Regions from separate parts of the Homo sapiens genome. Here all the other regions are linked to region 4. The links are chromatin loops, found by intact Hi-C in ENCODE. Cell type or tissue: endothelial cell of umbilical vein. All regions are shown on one strand. Region 1 holds the start of SCAMP3 (secretory carrier membrane protein 3). Region 2 has its middle 39 kb from the start of MSTO1. Region 3 holds the start of CLK2 (CDC like kinase 2). Region 4 holds the start of RUSC1-AS1 (RUSC1 antisense RNA 1). Region 5 overlaps ENTREP3 (endosomal transmembrane epsin interactor 3). Region 6 holds the start of ASH1L (ASH1 like histone lysine methyltransferase). Region 7 has its middle 18 kb from the start of MSTO1.

Region 1 (4,000 bases), 60 kb before region 4:
TCCCTCATAACACAGGAATCTAGAGTCTGCTTGAATACCTTTAGACCCAGAACTCATGATGTAAGGAAGCAGCCTTTCCCCCATTTGTTAGGAAGCTAGTTCTTCTGTTGAATTTCTGTCAGAGAACTCTATGATGACCTGTAGCAGCCTTATCATCCCTCATATCCAATTCCTTAGTGAGGACTCAAATCACTCATTTACCATATCTCCCCACTTAACTGTGTTTTTTTTTTTTCTTTTCTTCTGGGGATGGAGTGTGGGGTTGTCTCTCTGCCACCCAGGCTGGAGTGCAGTGGTGCAATCATCACTCATCGAAGCCTCAAACTCCTGGGCCCAAGCAGTCTTTCCATCCCAGCCTCCCAAGTAGCAAGGACTACAGGCATGTGCCACTACACCTAGCCAATTTTTAAAACGTTTCAAGAGATGGGGGTCTCGCTGTTGCCCAGGATGGTCTCCATCAAATTCCTGGGCTCAAGCAATCCTCCCACCTCAGCCTCCCAAGTGGGATTACAGGCATGCACACCATGCTTGGCTTTTTTTTTTAAGTTTTAAGTACCATGAAAACCCCTTAAATTCTTACAACTCACCATCTTCTAATCCAGTGGGACAAACAGGTGTAGTCCTCCTCATTCCTTGCTTTCAAACTGCACACCTAACCTAAACTCCAACCAGCCCCAACCTTTATTTTCTTCAAGAAAGCCTTCCCATACAGAACATTGGTTAAGGCCTTGCCAGCCTCCAGATCTTCCCAGGACTGACTTTTAGAGCTCAAACCATTTGGGTTGGTGGCCCTGGTGGCCCTAGAAGGATGAGGCATCCCATGGCTGACTAGCCTCTCTCAGGGAACTAAGATCACAGTGCCTCTTCCTTCCTGTGCATGCAGAAAAGTCCCCTGTACCCAAGCTAACTTGTCTCACTGGCAAACCCTTCCCTTCCTTGAACTCCTATGCTCTCCAGTAGCTCACCTCCCGGGTCTCAAAAGGGTTGTAGACGTCAAGCGTGGCATACTGCCGGCTGGGTCGGTGCTGGATCACAGCTGGGTCCTGAGGGCAGAGACCCGGGTCTCAGCTGGCACCCAGTGCCACCTAGGGGAATTCCCAGGGACCATTCCCAAACTGCCTGTGGCTCCAAGTACTGCACCTTCGGGGCCACGCCGTTGTCCCAGGACTGGGACAACATTTACCTCAAATCCATCATCCAACACTGCCAGCACCAGCCCATTAAGGGGCAGGGCCCGCCCCCCAGAGTGCTCACTGGTCTGGAGTCACTGTCACCCCACGTGGCGGCTCTTCCCAGGATCAAATGTCACAAATGGGGATACAAGTTAGCCCGACCCTACAGAACCGGGAAGAATCAACCTGACCGCCCAAAAGAGGCCGACTGGCGCAAGTCACCTGAAAGGGGTTGTCAAGCTCGCTGGGCTCGGCGAACGGGTTTCCGCCGTCTCTGCTCTGAGCCATGTTTGCAACTGCGGCCTCCGCGGCCCTCTGCCCTCCACGCCCCTGCCGCAGCAGTGGCGGTAGCGGTAGCCCTCAGAGTCCACTTCACTCGCCTCAGTTCGCCCCGCTTCTCTGTGCACGGATTGGTTCCACCGACCGGAAGGGCCACAAGGATCCCCGCAGCAGCCGTGGGTTGCGCCTGCGTCTTGTCCAAAAGCTAAGACGAAAGTGCCCCCACGTGATACCTCTAACCCAGTGCCCACAACCAACTACCGCCCCTCTTCCATGTGACTTCCTTCCACTAACGAACTACACTTCCCAGCAGGCCTCGCGTAGGAATCCGGCCTTCCTAGTCTCCCGAGATGGACGACGGGAGCCTTCTGACCGGTCGTGGCAATCCCCCCTAGGAGCCAGGTTGAGCACGTTTTCAACCTGAGTTTCTGGCTCTATACTGGGCCGCGGCCTAATGACTCTAGGAGTCAGATCTTTCCCAACTCTCATAATTCCACATCCGAGAAGTGCCACCTCATAACACTTCTCTGTTTTAATCTGAAAGAAATGCTGCCCCACCCATCACTACCCTCCCATATGATAAGGTGGACAGGGGAAATAAACTGGTAGCCTGGCTGTGCTTCATTTTGGAGGGTAAGGAGGACTCCCTTCATACCCAAACTCAGAAAGTTTGCCAATAGTTTCATCCCTCCACCCCAGCATTCCCAAACCTCCAACTCCAGGGATGGGGGTCAAATGAAGCACGTTATTTTATTTCACAAAGACTGTACAAAATTCCTTATAAAACATGGGGTAGATGCCACCTGGTTACCTCACTCGGCCCCCATCCAACTCCGTATGAGGGGGCAGGTGAGGGTGGAAACTGTGTGGATGGAATAGTATTATGTACAAGGCAGGGGTTGAAGTGATAGGTACAAGTTCTTTCATATTTACACTATTTCACATATTCACAGGTATATAGAGAGCCAGGAGGAAGGAGTGAACTCTGGCTCGTTCTCTTGTATAAAAAAGCACCAGTGTCCTGGACTGGACACCCACTGCTATAAAAGATGCAGGGGGGCCCAGGGCCTGATCGTCACCGACTGATATCCCGACTGGAGTCCCACAACTTGTTGGGCGGCTCAGCCCGAAGGCGGGCGAAGAAAGGATGCTGAAGGGCTTCACCCAAGGTCAGCCGCTTAGCTGGTTCATACTCTAGCATGCTTTCAATCAGATCGAAGAGCTGGTGGTGTTCCTCTGCCTCTGAGGTCAGATACCGCTGGTGGAGGAGGGCAGGAAAAAGGTGAGGCAGGATGCCTTACAAACCCTGCCTTCTTCAAGACCCTACCTTTCATTCTTGGAGAACCAAGGCTCTGCTTGCAACCAATTTGAAGGCTACCTAACCACGACCACACCAGGACCAACGTTTCTGATATTATAGCTCAACCTACCTTCCCACTAGCACAATTACTCCATAATCTTTGAAAGTTCTTTCTACTTGTATATCCTTGTCAACTTCATGAATCTTCTTTAGTTCCTCATTAAAATGTAAGCTCTTCAAAGGTAGTTTATTCTTTTCTGTCTGACCTAAAGAATCCAGGACATTGCTTTGATCTCTGGTTGTCTCAAGGTTAGGCTGTCTAACCTCCTTCCCTCCACAAAACCACTCCCTCTTATGTTTCCTCTGTTGACCAAAGATGTCTTCTTTCAGCTTTCCTCCCCTCCTTTCCTAACCCTCTGCTTGTGAAGAGCATTCCAGGGGGCAAACCACCCTAAGAAGGAAGTGACTTCTGGACGGTGGGCACTATTTATCCCGAGCCCAGCTCACCCGCAGCGGTTTGCAGTTCTCACGAACATAGCGCCCAGCTGATGTGTTCTCATCCCAATCCAGGCGACCCCGGTAAAAATATTTCTGCTTTCTAGAGGGGAAGGGGAGGTTGAGGAATCAGAAGGTCACCCTTGTTACAATTCCCTTATTTCCCCATCTGAAAGTAACTGGGGGGAGAGGAGGTATCAAAGAAAAAAGAAAATGATGTGAAATAGACCAATTCTGTGGAGAGAAAAGGAAAAGAGTTAACTAGTGCCCCCTCAAGGTTCACCTTGTCTTTCGGATCATCCGGGAAGGGATAGGACCCAAGATCCTTTCCATCATGGCTAGATGCTCTCTGTTGTCATGGGTCTGGGAAACAAAAACAGAACTGAGCATGGGACTGAAAAGGGCATGCTAAGGATCAGCTGCCAGGAAGGCAGGCAATGTGGAGAACTGAGTAGGCAGGTCCTCAGCAGAAAACAAAGGAACCAGGTAGAAGAATGCCAGGCAGTCAAGTAAGACATCCCATCACTTACCTGGAAGAGGGTGAATCCCACATAGTATTCAAAGATGATGCAGCCTATACTCCACACATCACAAGGCTGTGACCAGCCCAACTCTGGGTGAGAATGGGAGGGAAAAGGTGTTATGAGGCTTAGGTGGCCCCACCCTCACATCATCTCACACACTTGGACAGCCTTGCCCTCCCTTACCAAGGATGACTTCTGGTGCTCGGTAATGGCGAGTGGAGACAATGGTG
Region 2 (4,000 bases), 330 kb after region 4:
GAAGTCTAAAGAGCAAGTGTGGCTTCTGTAGCACTTTTGAGATACTATGTCTTGATGAGGAACAAGCAGTGTTTTCTGAAATAAACATAGGTCTTAGCCCCACACATGACAGGTGAGCTAAGAACCAGTACAAGAAAGTGAATGAGGCTGGGTGCAGTGGCTCATGCCTGTAATCCCAGCACTTTGGGAGGCCGAGGGGGACAGATTATCTGAGGTCAGTAGTTTGAGACCAGCCTGGCCAACAAGGTGAAACCCCGTCTCTACTAAAGAAATACAAAAATTAGCCGGGCGTGGTAGCTCTCACCTGTAATCCCAGCTACTCAGGAGGCTGAGGCAGGAGAATCTATTGAAGCTGGGAGGTGGAGGTTGCAGAGAGCCAAGATTGTGCCACTGCACTCCAGCCTGGGCAACGAGAGTGAAACTCCGTCTCAAAACAAAACAAAACAAAAATTAACTGAGCGTGGTGGCGGGCTCCTGTAATCCCAGCTACTCGGGAGGCTGAGGCAGGAGAATTGCTTAAGTCCGGGAGATGGAGGTTGCAGTGAGCCGAGATCGTGCCATTGCACTCCAGCCTGGGTGACAGAGCAAGACTCTGTCTCAAAAAATAAATAAATTAAATAAATAAATAAATAAATAAAAGTGAACGAAGCTAATACAAATCTAGCAATGGATGAGAATCAATTTAAAAATTTTTTGAGTAGGCCAGCAGCTGTGGTTCACACCTGTAATCCCAGCACTTTGGGAGGCCGAGATGGTTGGATCACCTGACGTCAGGAGTTCGAGACCAGCCTAGCCAACATGATGAAACCTCGTCTCTACTAAAAATACAAAAAAAAATTTAGCCGGGCGTGGTGGCGTGTGCCTGTAATCCCAGCTTCTCAGGAGGCTGACGCAGGAGAATTGCTTGAACCCTGGAGGTGGAGGTTGCATTGAGGTGAGATTGCGATGACACTGCACACTAGTCTGGGCAACAAGAGCAAAAACTCTGGCCAGGCGCGGTGGCTCACGCTTGTAATCCCAGCACTTTGGGAGGCCGAGGCGGGCGGATCATGAGGTCAGGAGATTGAGACCACGGTGAAACCCCGTCTTTACTAAAAATACAAAAAAATTAGCTGGGCGTGGTGGCGGGCGCCTGTAGTCCCAGCTACTCGGAGAGGCTGAGGCAGGAGAATGACGTGAACCCAGGAGGCGGAGCTTGCAGTGAGCCGAGATCGCACCACTGCACTCCAGCCTGGGCGACAGAGCGAGACTCCATCTCAAAAAAAAAAAAAAAAAAAAAAGAGCAAAAACTCCATTTCAAAATATCTGCGTATCTGTTCTCCACAAAGATACCACATTAAATGTGTTTTGGGGGAGTGGGGTTGCAGAAGAAATCCAGAAGTTTTCCTCTGGAAATCCTCCACCTGGTTTATAAGCTACCCACCCTGCACACTGTTCTCTAGACAATGAGGTTAAGTGAGAATGGTCCTTCAGTATAGGTTTGCCTAGCTCACCTGGTGGAGTTCTGCTGGTCTCCACTTCTGGAGCAGTCTCAGGTGAGGCAAAAGTAGAAGGAGGCTTCTCAGCAGAGTCTCCAACTGCTTCATCCGTCATTTCATCCTCTTTCTCCAGGCTTTCCATTCCTTCTGCTTCTTCTTCTTCCTCTTCTTCCGGCTCAGAGTTCTCCTCCTGAGAATTCTCTTCTTCAGACTCACCCTCCTGACTCATGCGCCTTTTCAGATGCCAGCCAAGTCAGTTTCTCCATTGTTTCCTGTAAAACCCTCCAAAGAGTACTTACGGCTCCTAGTGGCTCATGAATTGCAGAACAGCACAGAGCTGTATCAGGATAATCTGAAGTTAAACAATGGGGAACCCACTACAGCTGTCAGAGCGGAATTCCCTGAGTTATGAAATCCCAGTGATAGCTGACATTGGGCCTGACAGCAGGAAAGTGGAAAAGATGCCTTTTGAAAACTTCTTCTTTACCCTGAAATTAGTTTTCCTTTGCCTTAGCCCATATTTATGTGCCTCTTCCTTTTTTTTTTTTTTTTTTTTTTTTTTTTTGTCTTGCAACAGCGTCTCACTCCATCACCCAAGCTGGAGTGCAGCGGCACAATCTTGGCTCACTGCAAACTCCACCTCCTGGGTTCGAGGGATTTTCATGCCTCAGCCCCCTGAATGGCTGAAATTATAGGAGCATGCTACCACGCCGGGCTAATTTTTGTATTTTTAGTAGAGTCAGGGTTTCACCATGTTGGCCAGGCTGGTCTCAAACTCCTGACCTCGTTTTGTGATCCGCCCACCTCGGCCTTCTAAAGTGCTGGAACTACAGGTGTGAGCGACCAAGCCTGGACTATTTACTATTTTTTTTTTTTTTTTGAGATGGAGTTTTGCTCTTGTTGCCCAGGCTGGAGTGCAATGGCGTGATCTTGGCTCACTGCAACCTCCACCTCCCAGGTTCAAGCAATTCTCCTGCCTCAGCCTCCCGAGTAGCTGGGATTACAGGCATGCACCACTATGCTCGGCTAATTTTGTATTTTTGGTAGAGACAGGATTTCTCCTTGTTGGTCAGGCTGGTCTCGAACTCCCAACCTCAGGTGATCTGCCTGCCTCGGCCTCCCATGCCTGAGATTACAGGCATGAGCCACCGCACCTGGCCCTATATACTATTTTTTAAGGCATTTAAAGTATGGTCAGGTGATTCAATTTAATGTGTAAACGAGTTTAATATAATAAGTAAAATTTCATCCTTTCCATCTCATTTCACCTCAACTCCACAATCATGTCCCATAATGCATTCACAAATCAAATACAAATGATTTTAGGACTATCCATAGTGCAGCAAGCAAGCAGGTGGCATATCAATAAGTTAAACATATTACTGAGTCCACAAAATACTTGAGAGTATTCTCTAGCTCTCACCTGGAGTTCTGGGACAGAAAGCACAGATTCCTCAGAAGCTGATGACATTTCATCTTCCTCATTTTGGGTGAGGTCATCAAAGTCATCTTCTTCCTCTTTTTCTGGCCTATCTTTCTCTCCTCCAGTTTCTGGTCCAACTGGGGTCCCCACTGACTGACCATCAACACTGGATGAGTCTTTGGGCTTCCCTGGGGGCTACTAAGCCTCACTTCAGGATTCATGGAGGATGAAGCATTATTTGGTGATCCTTTGCCCTCATCTCCCCCCAAGTTTCCTTCATTGGGGGTTCTTGAGAAGATGAAGGGGTTTTAGTTGGCTGAATCCTCTCTTCTTCCTTCTGTAAGATTGTCTGTTTCTTTACCTCTCTAGCACTGCTCAACTCCTCACTTGGGGAGCCAGTGTCTAATTCCACAGTGTGTTCTTCCTTGATGTCATCACAAATACCGTGCTCAGGGTGTTACCAGTGGACGGTCTTGACTACAAGTTGTCCAGGTTCTTGGCGTATTGAACAGAGAATGGAACAAAATGCACAAGCAAAGCAACAAATGAATGAAGCAACGAAAGCACAGATTTATTGAAGTGAAAGTACATTCCACAGAGCAGAAGCAGGCTTGGGCAAGAGGCTCAAGCACCCCAGTTGCAAAATCTTCTTGGGTTTGAGTACCCTTTAGAGGTTTCCTATTGGTTACACCCTTTGTAAATGAAGACGTAGCCCATGACCAATTGGAGGCTGAAGTGAAATTACACCCTATGCAAATGAAGATTTCGCCTGCGACCAATCAGAGGCTAAAGTGAAGGCTCCCTGTCTCCAGATCCTATTCTCCTGCCTCATTCCCCCTTGAGAGACTTAATATCAAATATTTACAGGAGGTAGAGGGACTGACAGTCTTTCTTCTGTAACTGCTTCATGCTGTTTGGGGCACTGTCCCTATCTACTTGGGGACCATGGAACTCTCACCCTGCTCTGTCTAGTGGAGACAGGATGACTTCTTGTTGGCCGGGGCTGGCATCATTCCCTGGATAGAAGCCCTGCTGCATGATCATTTGAAGCTTAATGGCCTCTAGGTGAGAAAAAATACATTTGGTTAAAAGATTTAAC
Region 3 (4,000 bases), 49 kb before region 4:
GCCACAAAATACAGTCAGCATCCCATCTGGCCCCTCCACTCTTGTGCTTAAGACGTAGATAACAACTGTTTCTTGTGTTTTTTTTTTTTTTTTTGAAACGGAGTTTTGCTCTTGTTGCCCAGGCTGGAGTGCAATGGCGCAATCTCGGCTCACCATAACCTCCGCCTGCAGGGTTCAAGCGATTCTCCTGCCTCAGCCTCCCGAGTAGCTGGGATTACAGGCATGCGCCGCCACGCCCAGCTAATTTTGTATTTTTAGTAGAGACAGGGTTTCTCCATGTTGGTCAGGCTGGTCTCGAACTCCCAACCTCAGGTGATCCGCCCGCCTTGGCCTCCCAAAGTGCTGGGATTACAGATGTGAGCCACCGCGCCTGGCCAGTAAGTGGTTTTTAATTAATATCAGCCCTACTTAGCTGACAGCTGGCCACCTTCCAGTTAATGGAATTGGAATGGGATGGTTCACAAATCCTTTTTTTCCTTCAAGGAAAAAAGAGAAAAATCACTGTCACAATCCAGGAAGATGAGAATAGGAAGGCACAATAAAATGAAACAGGCCCAGGGACATAAGTCTTGGTGGGGGTGTATGAGAATCGCGTATGCAAAAGGTTTAATGATTCCGATGTCTGACCACCATTCTGTATCACTTCTTCCCAACCTCCCCAAATTGAGGAGGGTGGTATTTGATGCATTCTTGGTGTAACTGGGGCCGGTAGCATACCAAGCTGCAAGCACAAGATTTTCCCAGCATAGTTATCCTAATCAGCATAGCCACATAAATGCCATCTCACCACATACTACCATCAAACGGCCTCACAGCACTGTCCCCTCAAAACATCACTAGCCTACCTTTCTCAAGTTTGAAATCTTTTGCTTTTTCCTTTCTTACTCAGAAAATCCAGAACTCCTACAGGCAAATTCTTCCTGCATGTTCCAAGTGACACGGTGATGTATTCCTCCCCTCCAGCTTTGATTGGACCCGAGTCCAACTTTGATATTCCACTCCTTCACATCTCTGGAACCACTCCCATCCTTACTCTATCATCCCTTCTAGTCTGGTTCCGCCCAAGCTTCCTACAGGTCTTCTTGGTACATCTAACGCAGGCCGACCTCCTTCCCCCTCATCTCCCTACTCCGTCGCTTCGTAGGTCTCAACTCTCCTCCTCTCCAAATCTCGCCCCCGTCCCTTGCCCCCAACCCAAGCCTAACCCCGCCCGCCCCGCGGTCGCCATCTTTTCGCGCGGCCAGCCAACCCGCGCGCTCACCGTTCTGGCGGCGAGGCCCGTGCGCTTGTCCCACAGGAAGTCCGTGATGGCGGCGACACTGCGGCCGGAGTCCCGGCACCCCCGCGGCGACGAAATGCTGCTCCACCCCCCCAACCCGGGACCCTGGGACCTCCCGCCCCGTTCCCGGGCTCCGCTTCAGTCCCGCCCGCCCCGGCTCCGTCCCCGCCCCTAAGATCTGCTTGGCGCCGCTCGCACCGCCCCCGCCCGGGGCCCGATCCCAGCTCGGTCTCCGGCTCTGGCCTCTCCGCTCCGCCGCCGCCGCCGTGAGCGAGCACGTACGCACGGACCGACGTCCTGCGTCGCTTCCCAGCTACCCCCTGGGCTCCGCCCCCAGGACCGCGCGCGCCACCACGTGCTCACGTAGTTGGCAGGCATCCGCCTGTCAGAGCCTCGGAGGTACTGGGGGCGGAAGTTCATAGGGGCGAGGAGGGTCCACAGGGACAAGCTGGAAGCCTTCCAGGCCCGCTATGCCCCGCCTCCTGTCCTTTCCCACTCCGTCTTCAATCTTTTACCCTTTGCATGGAGACGTGTGGCTTAGTTAGGTTTGGAGTTTAAAAGAAAGGATTGTCATTGTCAATACAGTGTCGCTGCTCTGCAAGCCTGACTGTAGTGAGGCTTGATGGTGAAGTCTCATTCTTCTGCATAGCCTGAAAATAACCATTTCTTAAAACACTTCACCTACCTATCCCCAGGACAAAAGTCTGCCACCTTTTGTCATCAACAAAAGTTATGCACGACTCGGGGTGGGGACACAGCCATGGAGGAAAGGTTTGAGCAATGGAGGGTTGGAGAATCGGGTGCCGAAAAGGGGGACTTACTTGAGAACTGTATCCTAAGGTGGCTTACATAATGTGTGAGAAATACAAGTTTACTAGGGCCGGGCGCGGTGGCTCTCGCCTATAATCCCAACACTTTGGGAAGCCGAGGCGGGCGGATCACGAGGTCAGGAGTTCGAGATTAGCCTGATCAACATGGTGAAATCCCGTCTCTACTAAAAATACAAAAATTAGCCGGGCATGGTGGCGGGCGCCTGTAATCCCAGCTACTCAGGAGGCTGAGGTAGGAGAATCGCTTGAACCCGGGAGGCGGAGGTTGCAGTGAGCCGAGATCGGGCCATTGCACTGCAGCCTGGGTGACAGAGCGAGACTCTGTCTCAAAAAAAAAAAAAAAAAAAAAAAAAAGCGCGCATCACCACGCCCAGCTATTTTTTTTTTTCTTGTAGAGATAGTGCCTCACTTTGTTACCCAGGCTAGTCTTGAACCCCTGAGCTCAAGCAATCCTCCCCCATCGGCCTCCCAAAGTGCTGGGATTACAAGCATCAGCCACGGCGCTTGGCCAGTTTACTAAATCTTAAAAAAGAACAGGAAGGCTGGGCGAGGTGGCTCACGCCTGTAATACCAACACTTTGGGAGGCCAACGTGGGTGGATCACTTAAGCATAGGAGTTTGAGACAGCCTGGGCAACAGGGCAAAACCCAGACTCTTAAAAAAATACAAGGCCGGGCGCGGTGGCTCACGCCTGTAATCCCAGCACTTTGGGAGGCCAAGGCGGGCGGATCACGAGGTCAGGAGATCGAGACCATCCTGGCTAACACGGTGAAACCCCGTCTCTACTAAAAATACAAAAAATTAGCCGGGCGAGGTGGCGGGCGCCTGTAGTCCCAGCTACTCGGGAGGCTGAGGCAGGAGAATGGCGTGAACCCCAGGGGGCGGAGCCTGCAGTGAGCCGAGATTGCGCCACTGCACTCCAGCCTGGGCGACAGCGAGACTCCGTCTCAAAAAAAAAAAAAAAAAAAAAAAAAAAAATACAAAAATTAGGCCAAGCGCGGTGGCTCATGCCTGTAATCCCAACAGTTTTGGAGGCCCAGGAAGGTGGATCACTTGAGCACAGGAGTTCGAGACCAGCCTGGCCAACCTGGTGAAACCCTGTCTCTACTAAAAATACAAAAATTAGCCGGGTGTGATGGCAGGTGCCTGTAATCCCAGCTATTTGGAAGGCTGAGGCACGAGAATCGCTTGAATCCAGAAGGTGGAGGTTGCAGTGAGCCGAGATGGTGCCATTGCACTCCAGCCTGGGCGACAGAGTGAGACTGTGTCTAAAATAAAATAAAATAAAAAATAAAAATTAGCCATTCATGGTGTCTCCCACCTGTAGTCCCAGCTACTCGGGAGGCTGAGGTGGGAGGATCACCTGAGCCTGGGGAGGTTGAGGCTGTAGTGACCCGTGATCGTGCCACTGCACTCCAGCTTGGGCGACAGAGTGAGACTCTATCTCAAAAAAAAAAAAAAAAAAAAAAGAAAAGAAAAGAAAAAAAGAAAATGAGAAAGAGAAAGAGTTAGAGACTTTACAGAAGGAATTGAGAAGTGGTCAGAAAGGTCAATTGAAAGAGAAATAATATAATCTGAGAATAACGATATTAAAGTCAGGGAGCTGAGCAAGGTGGCTCACACCTGTAGTCCCAGCTACTCAGGAAACTGAGGTGGGAAGATTGCTTTGAGGCTGCAGTGGGTCATGATCACACCACTGCACTCCAGCTTGAGCAACAGAGCAAGACCCTGACTCTAGAATGAGTAAATAAATAAAGTCAGGAAATATTAGAGAGGAGCTGGATGAAGGATGGTCAGATGGAGGTTAGATCAGATAACCAGACATAGTTTAGAGAAGTTCCCTGGAATAGAACATGGAGAGCAATCAATGAAGGAGTCGGGGAGAGAGAAG
Region 4 (4,000 bases):
CGGAGTTGACAAGCTGACGGCTGCTCCATCCTTTTCCTCTCCAGCCCCCACCCCTTTCCTGCATTCACCAGACAAACTCTGCGTATTGCCCCACCCCCATCCTCCACCTCCTTTCAGGGCATCTGGGTGGGTCTCCCTGGGTCCCTTCCTCTGGGAGTAAGGGGTAGGCTGGAGGGCAGGGCCAGATTGCGGCAGCAGGGACCTGGAGGTCCATTCTGGGCCCGGACCTCTTCCAGGCCCCCGCCCCCCTTCGGAGATCCAGAGCGCAGCCGCGTTCTCTGACCCTCCCGGCTCCATTCCCGGGGGGTTACATTCGACTCCATCTGCAAACACTGCAGTGGAAACTAATGGTCAGTCGATTGCGATTTGCATCTCATTGAAATATCTTCCAAAGCAGCCAGAGCCTTCAGGCCTGCTGCTGCCGTCAAGTCACCTCGGTGTCCTTCCCCGCAGCTCTTGTCCTCACTGGCCGGGCTTCACCACCTCTGTCTTCTAGGTCTGCACCTGTGGTTGCCAGGTAGGTGGATGTGAGAGACCCTACCCTTCTGGTTCTCTAGAAGCCATCCCATCGCCGCTAGCATCATGCTGTCCCCTCAGAGAGCTTTACTCTGCAACCTCAACCACATCCACCTCCAGCACGTCTCCCTGGGCCTGCACTTGTCCCGCCGTCCTGAGCTACAGGAGGGGCCTTTGAGCACACCCCCTCCTCCAGGAGACACTGGGGGCAAGGAGAGCAGGGGCCCCTGCAGTGGCACCCTGGTGGACGCCAATTCCAACAGCCCAGCTGTGCCCTGCCGGTGCTGCCAGGAGCACGGTCCGGGCCTAGAAAACCGGCAGGACCCGTCACAGGAGGAAGAGGGGGCTGCCTCTCCCTCAGACCCAGGCTGCTCCTCCTCACTCAGCTCCTGCTCAGATCTTAGCCCCGATGAGTCCCCTGTCTCAGTCTACTTGCGGGACCTCCCTGGTGATGAGGATGCCCACCCTCAGCCCAGTATCATCCCCCTGGAGCAGGGCTCCCCACTGGCTTCAGCAGGCCCTGGCACCTGCTCACCGGACAGCTTCTGCTGCTCTCCTGATTCCTGCTCCGGAGCTTCTTCTTCACCCGATCCTGGCCTGGACTCGAACTGCAACGCCCTGACCACCTGCCAGGACGTCCCTTCCCCAGGCTTGGAGGAAGAGGACGAGAGGGCGGAGCAGGATCTCCCTACCTCTGAGCTCTTAGAGGCGGATGATGGGAAAATCGACGCTGGGAAAACGGAGCCCAGTTGGAAGATTAACCCAATTTGGAAAATTGACACAGAGAAAACTAAAGCTGAATGGAAAACCACTGAAAACAATAACACTGGTTGGAAAAACAACGGGAATGTTAACTCTAGCTGGAAAAGTGAACCTGAAAAATTCGACTCTGGTTGGAAAACCAACACAAGAATAACTGATTCTGGCTCGAAAACAGATGCAGGGAAAATTGATGGAGGATGGAGAAGTGACGTCAGCGAGGAGCCGGTGCCCCACCGGACAATCACGTCCTTCCACGAGCTGGCCCAGAAGCGCAAGCGGGGCCCAGGGCTGCCCCTTGTCCCGCAGGCGAAGAAAGATCGCAGTGACTGGCTCATAGTCTTCTCGCCCGACACCGAGCTCCCCCCCTCGGGGTCGCCGGGCGGCTCCTCGGCACCTCCTCGGGAAGTCACCACCTTCAAGGAACTCCGGTCCCGAAGCCGGGCCCCAGCCCCGCCAGTCCCGCCTCGAGACCCCCCAGTTGGCTGGGCTTTGGTCCCGCCCCGGCCCCCACCCCCGCCTGTCCCTCCCCGAAGGAAGAAGAACCGACCTGGACTGCAGCCCATAGCGGAGGGGCAGTCCGAGGAGGGCCGGGCTGTCAGCCCAGCGGCTGGCGAGGAGGCCCCAGCCGCGAAGGAGCCGGGCGCGCAGGCCGGCCTGGAGGGTAAGAGGTCGCAAGAAGCGGGAGGAGGGCTGGGCTTCGGCCGCTCACGCCTCCTAGGCTTCCAACCCGGCCCCCTGTCTTCCCTCCATTCTGTGTCACCCATCCTCCCCGCCCCTTCTACCAGGGAGCGCTCCGGGAAAGGGAAACTGGGTGGGTCATTGGGTTATGGGACTAACTGTTTGCTCCCTCTTCTTCCCGCCCCTTCTTGCCTGGCTGCCCATCCCGCTGCCCTCCTTCCCTCTGCGCCTGGCCCCGCCAATCCCGCCTGCAGCCGGTCCCCTCCTGCTCCCTCGGCCCCTGGTTTTCCGGTTCTCGGCCGACGGGCGCCCCCTGTTGGAGGGTGGGGGCGCAGGCGCAGCTGGGTCTCTGCTCCTGGCTCCTCTGGCCGGGTGGCCCGGCGCCGGGCTGCGGCTGCTGGGGGCGCCGAGCCCCCCAGAGGAGCAGCTGCTGCCCGTCCGCCTGTCCCCGGTGGGAGCCTATTCGCCTCCGACTCGGGGAGCCTTGCCCTGCCTGGCCAGCCCCGAGCTGGCACTGCTGCTGTCCCCGCTCTTTCCCAGAAGTAGCACCTTCCCCGCCGCGGCTCCCCCACCCCGCCAGGTACCCGCCCCCCCGCTGCCACCGCAACCTCGTCCGCCGAAGGCCCCTCGCTGGACCAGGAGCCCATCGCCTCCGCCCAGGCTACGTAAGACGGACCCGGGCTAGCCCCGCGGGCCACGCCTCAGGCGGGCCGCCCCGCCCACTCTCGCCCGGCCCCGTTTTCGCTTTTTTTCCGGGGTTGCCCAGCTTAGTCCCGCCCTTCAGTTTAAGCCGACTCCAAGCAAGTTTGTCGGCCTTGGGGAGTCTGGCCCCGTTCCTAGTGCTGGAGGGGGAAGTTGTTGCCTTTCCTGCTCCGTGGGCCGGCCCCCTCTCCCTCCAGACCCACCTGGGCATAGTGGACGCGGGCTTACCCAGCCTCCATGCCAAGTCTAGGGGGTCCCAGCGAGTCTGTTGTTAGGGGCTTTGGGTCACACCCTCTGTGGAATTCCTTGGCCTGTGCAGCTCGGGCCTGCCCCCCGACCTTGCTAGGGAGGGGTGGAGGGTGAAGCTCCCGGGAGCTCATTGGCACTAGAGGTTCTGGCCACGCCCTCTCCGCGAGTCCAGTCCCACGCGGGATGAAGAGGGCACCCTCCGCCAAGAGGCTGCTGCGGGACCCGGGTTTCCCCTTTCCGGCGCCTTCCAGCCTCCCAATCCTCGGGTCTCGCCTCCCTCCGTCTCCTCCCTTTCCCCTGTCTGTCTTTCCATTGGTCCATGCCGCCCACGTGCTCCCCGGGGCTCCGCAGGCAGGACTGGGCCCCGGGGCGGTGCGCTGGGCTACACCTCCCTCCCCGCGCCCCGTCCTCTCCCGCCCTACAGGCCCTAGCAGGGCAGGCGGGAGGTGAGCGCGGCCATCCCGCTCCCGGAGTTCCGGGATCCTGGAGGTGGGGGCTGTGCCCTGAGGGAGGGCACAGGGAACCGGGATGGGGCTGGGGGACAGCGAGTGCTGGGAAGTGTGCGAGATTTCACTCCGGGGCTCGGGTCGAGCTACCCCGTGCTTCAGGCGGTCCTGCGCCTCCTCTCCCCAAGACCCTTCGGGGACACAGCACTGCAGACCCGCCGGAGACAACTTGTGCGGGAGCCCGGAGTCCTCGGAATAACACTTGGTAAGTGTTACCGCGCCCTTCTTCCCTTACGCCAGTCCGTAGTTCGTGGTCCTTCGCCGGTGTCCCCGGAGCCCAGCGGCTGTGGATGGCAGAAGCCCAGAGTGGGACTGGTCAGCTGCAGGAGCAGAAGAAAGGTAGGGCACCCTGACTCCCGACCCCGCGCTTCCGAATAAACTGCCCTTCGCCCCCGGCCCTGCTCTCAGGCTGTCCGAAGGCAGTCTCTCCACGCCCCTCGGGCAAGCCTGGGTAGGGGCGCGGCCTCCTAGCGTCTTCCCTTTCCCACTCCTCCCAGGTCTTCTGATAGCCGTCAGCGTCTCCGTTGATAAAATCATCTCGCATTTCGGGGCCGCCCGGAACTTGGTGCAGAAGGTGAAGGTGGCTG
Region 5 (4,000 bases), 73 kb before region 4:
GCCCAATCCCCATCCCTGGGGCGCAAACCACATGCCTGACCTGTATCTGCAGAGGAAACAGAAGCAGCTTCTTCCTCAAGCACTTTGGTATAAAGGTCCCTGAAGTCAGCTGGGGAGAAGAGAGAAAGGGAGACAGGGAGTGAGTGGAAGTGTTCTGTGGACACGCCCACCCTCCTGTGGGAACTCAAGCCCAGAGGAGCTTTCACAGCTCCCACGCTCCATCCCCAATCAAAGGGCCAGCATCTCTGTCCATATTAGCCAGCAACTAGATGGTACAATCCACCACAACAAGGACTGCAGTGGTGTTGTTCAGCACCTGGCGCACAGTGCTGAGCGTTCCCCAGTACTATCTCCTTTCTTATTTTTTTGAGATGGAGTCTCACTGTGTTGCCCAGGCCGGAGTGCAGTGGTACGATCTCAGCTCACTGCAACCTCCGCCTCCCAGGTTCAAGCGATTCTCCTGCCTCAGCCTCCCTAGTAGCTGGGATTACAGGCGTCCACCACCAGGCCCAGCTAATTTTTCAATTTTTAGTAGAGATGGGGGTTTCACCATGTTGGCTAGGCTGGTCTTGAACTCCTGACCTCAGGTGATCCACCTGCCTTGGCCTCCCAAAGTGCTGGGATTATAGGTGTGAACAGCCTTGCCCGGCCACTGTCTCCTTTCTCAGCATCTTCGAGTACAATGCCTATGGCTGAAGTACTGTTATTATACATGTTTTTTGTTTGTTTGTTTGTGTTTTTGAGATGGAGTGTGTCTCTGTCACCCAGGCTGGAGTGCAGTGGCATGATCTTGGCTCACGGCAACCCCTGCTTTCCAGGTTCAAGCGATTCTCCTGCCTTAGCCTCTCTGTTAGTAGCTGGAATTACAGGCGCGCTCCACCACACCTGGCTAATTTTTGTATTTTTAGTAGAGATAGGGTTTCACCATGTTAGCCAGGCTGGTCTCGAACTCCCGACCTCAGGTGATCCACCCACCTCAGCTTCCCACAGTGCTGGGATTACAGGTGCAAGCCACCGTGCCCGGCCTGAAGTACTATTATTATACATGTTTAACAAGTGACAGCTGAAGCTTGGGGAGGACAGATAAGTGGACCAAGCTGAGAGCTGTGGAACTGGTTTCAAAAAATAAATCCTTTTGGGAGGCCGAGGCGGGTGGATCACTTGAGGTCAGGAGTTCAAGACCAGCCTGGCCAAAAGGGTGAAACCCTGTCTCTACTAAAAAATACAAAAATTGCCCGGGCACGGTGACTCATGCCTGTAATCCCAGCACTTTGGGAGGCCGAGGCGGGCAGATCACGAGGTCAGGAGATTGAGACCATCCTGGATAACACGGTGAAACCCCATCTCTACTAAAAATACAAAAAAATAGCCGGGCGTGGTGGCAGGCATCTGTAGTCCCAGCTACTCACTACTCGGGAGGCTGAGGAAGGAGAATGGCGTGAACCCGGGAGGCGGAGCTTGCAGTGAGCCCAGATCGCGCGGCTGCACTCCAGCCTGGGTGACAGAGCGAGACACCGTCTCAAAAAAAAAAAAAAAAAAAAATATTAGCCGGTCATGGTGGCGCACACCTGTAGTCCCAGCTACTCGGCAGGCTGAAGCAGGAGAGAGTCACTTGAACCCGGGAAACGGGTTGCAGTGAGCCAAGATCATGCCACTGCACTCCAGCCTGGGCGACAGAGCCAGAGACTCCGTCTCAAAAAAAAAAAAAAATTCTCCTTTTTTAGCTGCTAAGCTATGGATGTTCTGTCCCTAGGAGGTGAGTACCTGAGAAGTGTCTACCAGAGGAGTGAACTCACCCTTTCTTCCTCCTCAGGGACCTCAACTGTGCCCCAATCCTGGTGGGCATCACTGGCCACCTAACTCCCAGTGCCTACCCTCTCCTGAGCCTGGGCAGTCGGGGAGGGGGCTCACCAGTGTCACTGGAGGTCGTGATGCCTGGGTCGCTGTGGGACCGTGGCAGCAGCAGCGGTGGTGGGGATGCCGGATGAGGAGGCCGGTGCCCCGGTGGGGTGAGGGAACCTGAGCTATCGCTGAAGCGACGAGTCGGGGCTCGGGTGGGCGGGGCTGCGGCTGGGCGGCCCCCTCCCCGGGGGACCCGCCGCCTCAGCTCGGGGAAGCAGGGTCCCACCCAGGGCGGCCAGCCCTCCAACCGGTGGCAGCTGCGGGCAGCTGTGGGGGCACCCAGTGGGGGTGGAGCTTCAGGGGCAGAGCAGGAATAGGAGCGGGCAGCCCGTGGGGGGCGCCGTGGCAGGGGGCTTTCCTCGAAGGGGCCCCGCAGGCCACAGTCCAGGCTGAGGCAGTAGCCGGCACGGCTGCGCTGGATGGAGCGAAAGAGAACGTAGTCCACGGAGCGCACGGAGCCCTGCAGCTCCAGCAGGCACGAGTCCTCCGACGGGCTAGAGCCCCCAGGGAGGTCACCAATGGCTGACAGCACCAGAGACCCGCTGTCCATGGACACTGTGGGCGGCAGGGGGCGCTGTGTAGCACCAGCCTGGCCTGGCCTAGCCCTGCCCAGGCAGTTCCTCTTCTCCCAAGCCCAGCCTCTAGGGGCCACTGTGCCTCCAGCTTTATCTCAGAGGAGAAAAATAAGTCCAGGGTTCCAAGTTGCCACAGCCCTCCTATGTCCCCAAACCACCAACTCCGCCTTGTTTTCCCCTTCTATTGTCTCTACCCACCCCAGCTATCCCTGGCAGCCCCGCCCTTGTCCACCCCTCATTACGCCCTGCTCACCGTCTACAATGGAGGCCACTCGTTCACAGATGCACGAGCCATCGTGAAGCTGAGGGTCAAAGAGAGTGGCCTGCAGAAGACACAGGGTCAAGGGTTCAGCCCTACACACTGAACACCCCCATGTGCTAGACAGAGCTCTGGAGACTTAGATTCCAGACCAGCCTTGTCCCTTTGTACAAGTCACTTAATTGTGCAGCCTCAGCTTCCACGTCTGTATGGCAGAAATGATAGCTTCCAACCCACTCACCTCACCAGGCTCTAGGGAAGATCAAAGGCAACAGTGGGCATGCTGGTGCTGTAAAGACCTTGACCACTGTTACTATCTTTATCCAGAGGCTACAGCCTGTTCAGCTTTCCAGGCTACAACCCGGCTCCCCAGCCCGCCCCAAGCCGTGCTGTGCTCTCACCTGGCTGTCTCCTCGTAGTCCCATGACTGCCTCATAAGAAGGGGGGCAATCGGTAGGGTACAAGGGCACTGGGCTGTCCATGGAGCCATTGTACGTGATGCTGGCAGATGAGGAAGAGGGTCAATGTAGGAGAAATAATTCCCCCTCCACAAAGATCCCTCTCTCCAGCAATCCAGGCCCAGCCCCAGTCCCCTTCCTTAGCTCCCCCAGCAAGACCCCACCAGGCCTTACCTCTGTGCATCTGTTTCTGAGCTGCAGGTATACTCTGGGGGATAGTAGGGCGGTGGGGGCACAGGCGGGACAAATTCCTCCAGGTCCAGCATGGTGTGTAGGAGAGGGGCTGGGGGCGGGGACGTGCAGCCCAGAGGTCCCAGTGGGCCTGAGACTGACCGCTCAGGGGCCAGCTGCTGGGGAAGCGAGCAGGTCAGCAAGTCTGGATTCTGGGAATACAGCTCCTCCTGGGCCCCCAAACTCCTCTCTCATCTACATTATTTTTTCTGGCCCTATCCCCTGAGAGAAGCTCTTGTTCTGGCCCCTCCCTCACCCAAAATCAGCTCTCCTTAACCCCACGCTCACCCTGTACCTCTAGCTCTGGCCCTGCCCACCCACAAATTCCTCTTTATGGCCCCACCTCCATCCAGAAGCTCCACACATTCTGTGTCTTCACAGGAATGTCCACCCTTTAGCCTCACCTCCATCTAGGACCTTCTTTTTTTTTTTGAGACAGAGTCTGACTCTGTTGCTGGAGTGCAGTGGCGCGATCTCAGCTCACTGCAACCCCCACCTCCCAAGATCAAGCAATTCCCATGCCTCATCCTCCTGAGTAGCTGGAATTATAAGGGTGTGCAACCATGCCCAGCTAA
Region 6 (4,000 bases), 240 kb after region 4:
ACACATATCAACCTGCAAGGAACCTCCCAACATTTATTCAAGAAATAAGCTAACTTATAAGGGGAACTCCATTACACTTACACAAATAAAGGCAAACTCTTACGGAAACACTTGCCATCCTCACATACACACACCAACACAGCCGCTACACACCAACAGACCATCTGTCTGCTAGACCAAAAACATCTCTTTCCATGTACAAACTAACCAGTGACATTTATTAAACTTACAACACTGAGATCATCCTGTCGTTCCCACATACCGTTCAACGCGGCAGGGACACCACAGACCTTGTCACACAGGTAAAATCCCCTCTCAAGATCGTGTCCTCGACCACTCTTATCCCTTAATTAAACACACACAAACTGGACTATGGGGGAGGCTCCGATCATGCCTACAAACACAAACTAACCTGTCAGGGGCACAGCCGACTCCGCCTCCACTCGCTTACTTCCCAGCCCCCTCCGGGAGTCTGCCTGTCAGGGACACCCCTTCACCCCGCCTGGAGGGACTTCCCGGTAGGCTCAGGATCCCCCTCCCTGCTCTCCCCTCCCCCATCTTCACCACTGCTCTCTCAGAGATCCAGGTCCGGGAGATGACAGTGGCTCCCAGAAAGCCCAGGATTCAATCGCTGAGAGAGTGCTTAGGCCCGAATGCCGGCCCAAATCGTTCTACTCACCGTGTCGGAGGCCGAGGCCGAGGCCGAGAGCGATGAGAGTGCAGGGAAGTGGGGAAGAGGGGGTGGCCGCCAGGCTCCTCCGCTTCCCTGGGTCCACGGCGGATCCCTCCCGCTTGTCAGGAGGCGGCCAGCGGGTAAGCTGACTGGCGGAAATGCGAGAGAGGAGAAGGGAAAGGTGGAAGGCTAAAGGGGGCAAACTGAGGGGAGGCGGGTCCCGCAACCGAGACTGGGATCGTCTCCCCTCCGCAAAGCGAACCCAAAATGGCGGCGGGAGCGGCGGCGGCGGCGGCGGCAGCAGCAGAGTGGCGGCGGTGGCGGCGGCAGCTCCTCCAGAGGGAGGGAGCGAAGGGCGCCTAGCGCCCCCCTCAACCTTCCACTCCTTCCTCCTTGCGTTCTTTCCCACCGTCCCCCGCTCCGCCCGACTCCGTCCGCGTAGCGCGCACGCCCGCCCGCACGCGTACGAGTGTCTACGGGCTCGTCGCTGGCTGCTCCCACCAACCACCACCTTCGGCCGCCCCGCGCGCCAGCCAGCCCGTACGCGCTCACCCACAGGAACCCCCTCGTCCAGTCCCTCACTACCCCTCAGGCCCTGTCAAGCCGGCGCCGGCGCAGGCCCTCACGCGTACCTTCAACGGCGCAAGCCCAAGCCTCCTCCTCCTCCTCCTCCACCTCCTCTTCTCTCCTCCCCCCCCTTCCCCGCCCCCACGGCCACCAACCGCCGCCACGGCCGCCGCCGCCGCCGCCAGCCCCCCCTACCACCCTCCACCCCTCGCGCGTGCGCCTCCCACAATCCCCCCCGCGGGACTGTTCCATTCCTGTCGGCTGCAGGGGCAGGAGAGGAAGGGACGGGCCGAGCGGGTCGGGGCTTGCCGTTTGACTGGAATTGCCAGAATGGCGGACCGAGCCCCACGACAACCTACCTCCCTGGGCTCCTCGCCGCAGCGCTGCGGCTCGCCTCCCTCTGCTCCTCCTCCTCCGCCGGATCGCGGCGAGCGGATCGAGGACTGCCTAGCGCCCCTCTGCCCACCGGTGGTTGGAGGCCGCGGCGGCTGCGCGTTGAGTCGTTTCCTGCCGGTTGACCTGAGCCTACTTCGCAGTAGCAGGACCGCTGCTGTGGAGCTGGTCGCAGGCGGTGTGTGCCGGTCGCCTAGTCAGGAGAACTAGTCCTCGACTCACGGTGAGGGAATGGACCGACACGGGTATTGTACCGCTGAGGGAAAGGAGCGGGACTCCGGACCTCCAGGAGGTAGGGAGTGAGGCCAGTAGGACCGGCGCGCCTCCGGGGGGATTCCTCCCGGGCGTTGAGTTGCCAACCTGGGACCCGAGGAAGATCGGCGTGGTGGTGTGCTTTTTGTTGTTGTTAACCCTCCTCGGATTTCTCGAATTTCACACCACTGTCCATATGCGATGATGTTTGTTTGCCCTTGACGCACTTACTCATGGATGGTACTTCTTCAGCCTCGTTAGACAGCCTGGTGATGGAGGATGAAGAAACCATGTGCTTTTCATTCAGTTCTGGACTTAGTCTCCCTTTTCTTCCTTCAGCAAGTTATTTTTGTTAGTTCCTTATCAAAAAGTGTACATAAAAATTAGGCAACTCCAAACATGCCTCCAGGGTTAATGTGTGAAATAATAAGATAATATATGTAAAGTGGAATTAGCTCCTAGGCATAGGGAAAGTGCAGAATATTGCCGTGTTGTCATTTACAGTTCTGTTGATGTCGATAACGTTTGTGGGTGTAATTGGTAGTGTTCTGTCCCTCCAAGGAGTTAATAAAACAAAGCAAACATAGGCCTGTTAGGTTTCTGTGGCTACTGAATATTTGTTTCTCAAAACACTTGACTGATATTTGATAATTGAATGCAGCAGAAATACGGACGATTAAAGTCCACAAATAATTCCAAAGTTTACTTGATCTAGTAGTTTTTACCTTTACCTAAAGGGTAAAGCAGAATAAATTACCGGAAGGATCTACTTGGGTTTCCCTTTCCTTCACATTTGTGGACTCCTGGGGATCCAGGAAGTAATTCAGAAATGACTGTTCAAAAGCCCATGCAAGGCCGGGCGCGGTGGCTAACGCTTGTAATCCCAGCGCTTTGGGAGGCCAAGGTGGGCGGATGACCTGAGGTCAGGAGTTCGAGACCAGCCTGGCCAACATGGCAAAATCCCGTCTCTACTAAAAATACAAAAATTAGCCAGGCGTGGTGGTGGACGCCTGTAATCCCAGCTACTCAGGAGACTGAGGCAGGAGAATCGCTTGAACCTGGGAGGCGGAGATTGCAGTGAGCCGAGATGGTGCCATTGCACTCCAGCCTGGGCAACAAGAGCGAAACTCCATCTGAGGGAAAAAAATAAAAATAAAAAGCCCTTGCAACCTCCAAAATTCAAGTAGACAGTCCCAAATTTCCCCTTTAGGATACGTGGATTAAGTGTTGTTTACTTGTTTCGTTTCTTTAAGGTAAAGAGGAAAGCAGCCTTAATTACCTCATTGTATATTTTCCTAACCAAGTCCCACACTTTCATGGAGCCCACTTGTTTACCGATCTTTTGTTAGTTGCTTCATGCGTGCAAGTGTATTATGCTACCAATAACTTGTTTTATCTGAGAACAGGGACTATGTCTACTACTTAATTTACATAAAGCATCACAGGCTAGCGCAAAGCAAGTCACAGAAATATTGAAATGAGGCTGGGTGTGGTAGCTCACGCCTGTAATCCCAGCACTTTGGGAGGCCAAGGCGCATGGATCACGAGGTCACAAGTTCAAGACCAGCCTGGCCAACATAGTGAAACCCCGTCTCTACTAATAATACAAAAAATTAGCCGGGCGTGGTGGTGGGCGCCTGTAATCCCAGCTACTCGGGAGGCTGAGGCAGGAGAATTGCTTGAACCCGGGAGGCAGAGATTTCAGTGAGTGGAGATTGCACCACTGCACTCCAGCCTGGGCAACAGTGCGAGACTTTGTCTTAAAAAGAAAAAAAAAATCCAAAAAAAATCAGGTGGGCATGGTGGAGCGCCTGTAGTTCCACCTACTTGGTAGGCTGAGGCAGGAGAGTCGCTTGAACCCAGGAGGGAGAGGTTGCAGTGAGTCGAGATCACGCCTTTGCATTCCAGCCTGGGAGACGAGAGTGAAACTCCTTCTCAAAAAAAAAAAAAAAAGAAAAAGAAAAGAAATATTGAAATGAATGTTAGATACTTAAAATACCAGAAGAGAAAGACAATTAGCATTTGTGGACTACTGTGCCAGGGGAACACGTATTCCTGTTTAATCCTTATAATAAACAACACTTTGAGGTAGATAATCTTACCCTCATTTTACAA
Region 7 (4,000 bases), 270 kb after region 4:
GTGGGGGCGGGGGTCTACATAGCTGGGACCTGACCCTGCAAGGTGGACATCCAGGACGGAGGAGCCAGAGGTCAGAAGTTCCGGAGGTAGGCAGTCCTTTGTTAACAGATCACTTGCTTTTCCATGGGTGAAGAGAGGAGCTCCAGAGGCCTGAGTACGATGGGGGGCAGCTGTCCAGCGACATCTAGGGAAACCCAGCCCCCAGCAGCAGCAGGAACTCTTGGGGACAGTCTGTCTTGTTGCAAAGGCCAGCACAGCAAGCAGCCTCCACATTAGTTCCACAGCTTGACTGGCTTCTAAAATGGGCATGTCAAGATCCAGAATCTCAAAGCATCCCCTCTTTGGCTCCATCATCCAAGGGTGAGAAACAGCAGAACCTAAGTGGGAGTCTGAGTCATCTTCTTGGTTCAGTTTTTAAATGAATTTTAAATACCCTCAGTCAAAAGAAAAATAGAAGGAGGCAGAAACAAAAGATATGAACCCATCCCAAAGCTGTTGGGCACTGCCACTTCTGGATGGCTCTAGTGCCAGCGGAGCCCCCATTCACTTCCATGTCAGACGTAATTCTTGGTAGGGTACTCAGAGGTCCCCCGAGAGATGGCAGGGGCAGATGTCCAGTAGCGGGCCATGTAATGGCTGGGGCCCCGTGACCCCCCGGAGGGGCAAGTGCAGCACAGCAGCCTGCCACCCAGCAACAAAAGGCCTGAGGCCGCCCAGCCCAAGTAGAGGGAGGCCCCCAGCTCCCACTTTTGGGCCTCAGCCACCAGGGGGTTATAGAAGTCCCAGATGATGGCATGCGCCGTCCAGCAAACGGGGATTAGTGTCAGGACCCCTGAGGTGACAAAGACAATCCCAGAGGTGAGCACCAGGCGGGCCTTGGAATCCTTCTCCTCCACACAGGTGGTACACTTGGCCCCAGCAAGGTAGACCAGCAAGCCGAACAGGGCCACAAGGAGGGTGATGACACAGACGGCACGTGCAGCCTGCAGGTCCTGTGGCAGCGCCAGCAGTGAGTCGTACACCTTGCACTGCATCTGGCTAGTGCTCTGCACCACTCAGGACATCCACAGGCCCTCCCACACCACCTGGCCACCACGATGCTGTTGCCGATGAAAGTGGTCACTTTCCACATGGGCAGGACGCAGGAGACCAGGCCATTCACCCAGCCCAGCAGTGTCAGGACGACTCCCAGGATCTGCATTCTGGCAGAGGCCATGGTGAGATTGAAGGAGCTGCACTGCGAAGGAGATATGCGAAATTCCTAGGCCAAGTCGACACTTAATATTAACCATCACGGTGATCTTCTAGATTGGCCCACAAATGCTGTTTCAGAAACTGCAGGATGTTCATTCTGGAACTGTACAGAGGCAATAGTACAGATGGTTGTTTTCTTTGGAAACAACAGTCTACTTAAGTGATATCATATATAAAACTTTAAGAACTAAAGATTTCATTTTGCTGTAGGCCAGGTGTGGTGGCTTACACCTGTAATCCCAGCACTTTGGGAGGCCGAGGCAGGCGATCACCTGAGGTTGGGAGTTCAAGACCAGCCTGACCAACATGGAGAAACCCCGTCACTACTAAAAATACAAAATTAGCCAGGCGTGGTGGCGCATGCCTGTAATCCCAGCTACTCGGGAGGCTGAGGCAGGAGAATCGCTTGAACCCGGGAGGCAGAGGTTGCAGTGAGCCAAGATCACACCATTGCACTCCAGCCTGGGCAACAAGAGCGAAACTCCGTCTCAAAAAAAAAAAAAGATTCCATTTTGCTAGCTTCTAATTTGCTTCAAAAAGTACCTGTAGTTTCAGCTACTTGGGAGGCTGAGGCAGGAGGATCATGCGGGCCCAGGAATTTGAGACTGTCCGGGGCAATATAGCAAGACCCCACCCTATGTCAAAAAAAAAGTATAACAAAAATTTCATCACATTACTGTAGAAATAGCACCACCTTGTGGCCCTTGAATAGTTTGTTTTCCACTCTGCTTTGTAAAGAGGCATGGTGCTTTCTCTCCGGTAGATAAAATTGAGTAGCGTTTAAGTAGTACTAGTGTGTGTTATTCAGATTGCTATGCTGAAGTAACAAGCCTTGTATTCTCAGTGGCCTAACACAAAGGATATTGTTTGTGTTGTGTGCATGTGTTTTGCTTTGTTTTTGCTGTTCCTGTCTTTCAAAACGGCTTTGCAAGCAAGATTGAAGTCTGGATGGAGGGACAAAAGTTTACCTTCTTGGGATACATCGCAACATGTAGCTTTTAAGGTGGGGAGGGAGAGATAATTTATACCTCACACTTAATTGGCTCTGATTAGAAAGGACACAATAACACAAGTTATTTCCATTCATAGGTGTTTAGCCAAAGGAATCACATGACTCCTCCTGTTTCTGCAAGGGAGGGTGAGAAGTGTAGAGAATGATTTGGATATTTGGATATTTCCCAAGCATTGCTGCTTCTGCTGTAATTTACAGTTATACATTCTCAGACAAAGCTGGAGTAACTCTAGTACTTGACAGTTACTTTTTTTTTTTTGAGATGGGGCTTCACTCTGTTTCCCAGGCTGGAGTGCGGTGGCACAATCTCGGCTCACTCCAACCTGTGGCTCCCGGGTTCAAGTGATTCTTGTGCCTCAGACACCTGAGTAGCTGGGATTACAGGCGCCTGCCACCATGCCCCGGCTAATTTTTGTACTTTTAGTAGAGACAGCGTTTCCCCAAGTTGTCCAGGCTGGTCTCGAACTCCTGACCTCAAGTGATCCACCCGCCTTGGGCTCCCAAAGTGCTGGGAGCGAGCCACTGTGCCCAGCTTACAGTTACTTTATATTAAATGGTTCAGAGGTTTCTGTGTATACCTAAATTTCCTACAGAGCAGTTTACTTTCTTTTTTTTTTGAGATGGAGTCTTGCTCTGTCTCCCAGGCTGGAGTGCAATGGCACGATCTTGGCTCACTGCAACCTCCACCTCCCAGGTTCAAGCAATTCTTCTGCCTCAGGCTCCCCAATAGCTGGGATTATAGGCGTGCAACACCACACCTGGCTAATTTTTTTGTATTTTTAGTAGAGACAGAGTTTCACCATTTAGGCCAAGCTGGTCTCAAACTCCTGACCTTAGGTGATCTGCCCACCTTGGCATCCCAAAGTGCTGGGATTACAGGCGTGAGCCACCGCACCTGGCCTACTGTTCTTAGTGGATGCTTTACATACTCCTTCACTGCATGTCTTCAATGGCAGATTCTTTATTCGAGGGCAAAAGACTAAGTACTTATAGTGTGTTAAGTACTCAGAGAAGGAGATACGAAAATGAATGAAATCTGATTCCTTCTCTTCCAAGCATGTAGCCAAGAAGACAAACATGTGTAACGTAACATGATACAATTCTAAAAAATAGATATTTTAAAGTGAGACAAACTTGGATGTGAATTCTGGTTCACCATCTACTAACTCTGTGACCTTAATCAAAATTACTCAACTTCCCTGAACCTTGTCTTCCCCATCATAACACAGGGTTGATAATATTCTGCCTATCTGCTAGGATTTCTAGGTTTAAAACTAGTGCATGTACAATACTGTATTGCCTAACATCTAATAGATACTCAGTTAACAGTAGGCATGAGTACAACACAAGGCAGTGTAATAAAATTGCCATTCGGGCCGGGTGCGGTGGCTCACGCCCATAATCCCAGCACTTTGGGAGGCTGAGGTGGTCAGATCACGAGGTCAGGAGATCGAGACCATCCTGGCTAACACAGTGAAACCCTGTCTCTACTAAAAATACAAAAAAACTAGCCGGGTGTGGTGGCAGGCGCCTGTAGTCCCAGCTACTCGGGAGGCTGAGGCAGGAGAATGGCATGAACCCGGGAGGCGGAGCTTGCAGTGAGCCGAGATCATGCCACTGCACTCCAGCCTGGGCAACAGAGCGAGACTCCGTCTAAAAAAAAAAAAATGCCATGCAATGTAAAGAGTGCTATTAGCAGTAAGGAAAGAGAATTACTTTTGACTGGAGGTGTCT

The links. Hi-C counts contacts between places; a loop is a spot of excess contacts. Peaks named below come from ENCODE experiments on the same cell type or tissue, not always from the same donor. Only the 100,000 strongest peaks of a DNase experiment are listed, where the experiment ranks them.
Region 1: it touches region 4 in a loop (6-fold over the local background); 104 of 110 quality-filtered maps call a loop at or near these places.
Region 2: it touches region 4 in a loop (3-fold over the local background); 6 of 110 quality-filtered maps call a loop at or near these places.
Region 3: a loop joins it to region 4, with 7 times the contacts of the local background. A loop is called at or near these places in 93 of 110 quality-filtered maps.
Region 5: it touches region 4 in a loop (11-fold over the local background); 90 of 110 quality-filtered maps call a loop at or near these places.
Region 6: it touches region 4 in a loop (5-fold over the local background); 22 of 110 quality-filtered maps call a loop at or near these places.
Region 7: a loop joins it to region 4, with 6 times the contacts of the local background. A loop is called at or near these places in 28 of 110 quality-filtered maps.

The regions. Positions count from the first base shown.
Region 1 is chr1:155,260,692-155,264,691 of GRCh38, forward strand. SCAMP3 (secretory carrier membrane protein 3) reads right to left here and starts at 1,669. Exons shown (of 9, transcript NM_005698.4): 1 at 1,395-1,669; 2 at 966-1,043. The coding sequence starts at 1,460. It overlaps CLK2 (CDC like kinase 2), which reads right to left. Exons shown (of 13, transcript NM_001294338.2): 9 at 3,954-4,000; 10 at 3,777-3,859; 11 at 3,530-3,609; 12 at 3,259-3,349; 13 at 2,177-2,709. The coding sequence ends at 2,527. In endothelial cell of umbilical vein, no CTCF peak of the experiment used is centred here; a DNase peak (open chromatin) is centred at 1,700; H3K4me3 peaks cover 1,191 bases; H3K27ac peaks cover 618 bases.
Region 2 is chr1:155,646,913-155,650,912 of GRCh38, forward strand. It overlaps the pseudogene LOC100419799. Among named protein-coding and RNA genes, the nearest start is that of MSTO1, 39 kb to the left of the region's middle. In endothelial cell of umbilical vein, a CTCF peak has its summit at 1,796; a DNase peak (open chromatin) is centred at 1,819.
Region 3 is chr1:155,271,940-155,275,939 of GRCh38, forward strand. It overlaps CLK2 (CDC like kinase 2), which reads right to left and starts at 1,565. Exons shown (of 13, transcript NM_001294338.2): 1 at 1,262-1,565. RefSeq lists an enhancer at 2,158-2,658. In endothelial cell of umbilical vein, no CTCF peak of the experiment used is centred here; DNase peaks (open chromatin) are centred at 1,012 and 1,622; H3K4me3 peaks cover 1,578 bases; H3K27ac peaks cover 502 bases.
Region 4 is chr1:155,321,192-155,325,191 of GRCh38, forward strand. RUSC1 (RUN and SH3 domain containing 1) reads left to right here. Exons shown (of 10, transcript NM_001105203.2): 2 at 497-1,939; 3 at 3,654-3,752; 4 at 3,911-3,987. The coding sequence starts at 583. RUSC1-AS1 (RUSC1 antisense RNA 1) reads right to left here and starts at 2,985. Exons shown (of 6, transcript NR_145424.1): 1 at 2,887-2,985; 2 at 1,052-1,246; 3 at 434-504. RefSeq lists enhancers at 410-1,393, 3,565-3,774 and silencers at 1,775-2,014, 2,305-2,534, 2,575-2,774, 3,115-3,484, 3,505-3,554. In endothelial cell of umbilical vein, a CTCF peak has its summit at 2,274 (motif pointing left); DNase peaks (open chromatin) are centred at 1,550, 2,130, 2,730, 3,200 and 1 weaker place; H3K4me3 peaks cover 3,338 bases; H3K27ac peaks cover 1,302 bases.
Region 5 is chr1:155,248,365-155,252,364 of GRCh38, forward strand. It overlaps ENTREP3 (endosomal transmembrane epsin interactor 3), which reads right to left. Exons shown (of 12, transcript NM_006589.3): 6 at 3,369-3,541; 7 at 3,138-3,237; 8 at 2,731-2,800; 9 at 1,912-2,457; 10 at 41-109. Among named protein-coding and RNA genes, the nearest start is that of ENTREP3, 5.1 kb to the right of the region's middle. RefSeq lists an enhancer at 1,551-2,153. In endothelial cell of umbilical vein, a CTCF peak has its summit at 2,489 (motif pointing right); a DNase peak (open chromatin) is centred at 2,527; H3K4me3 peaks cover 281 bases.
Region 6 is chr1:155,561,474-155,565,473 of GRCh38, forward strand. It overlaps ASH1L (ASH1 like histone lysine methyltransferase), which reads right to left and starts at 1,330. Exons shown (of 28, transcript NM_018489.3): 1 at 680-1,330. ASH1L-AS1 (ASH1L antisense RNA 1) reads left to right here and starts at 569. Exons shown (of 2, transcript NR_147964.1): 1 at 569-813; 2 at 1,777-2,471. It also overlaps a transcript of MSTO1 not described here. RefSeq lists silencers at 1,121-1,270, 1,321-1,460, 2,545-2,839 and an enhancer at 1,349-1,916. In endothelial cell of umbilical vein, no CTCF peak of the experiment used is centred here; DNase peaks (open chromatin) are centred at 1,708, 2,278 and 2,618; H3K4me3 peaks cover 2,546 bases; H3K27ac peaks cover 2,409 bases.
Region 7 is chr1:155,590,047-155,594,046 of GRCh38, forward strand. It overlaps a transcript of MSTO1 not described here and the pseudogene LOC284620. Among named protein-coding and RNA genes, the nearest start is that of MSTO1, 18 kb to the right of the region's middle. RefSeq lists an enhancer at 804-1,383. In endothelial cell of umbilical vein, a CTCF peak has its summit at 1,968 (motif pointing left); a DNase peak (open chromatin) is centred at 1,945.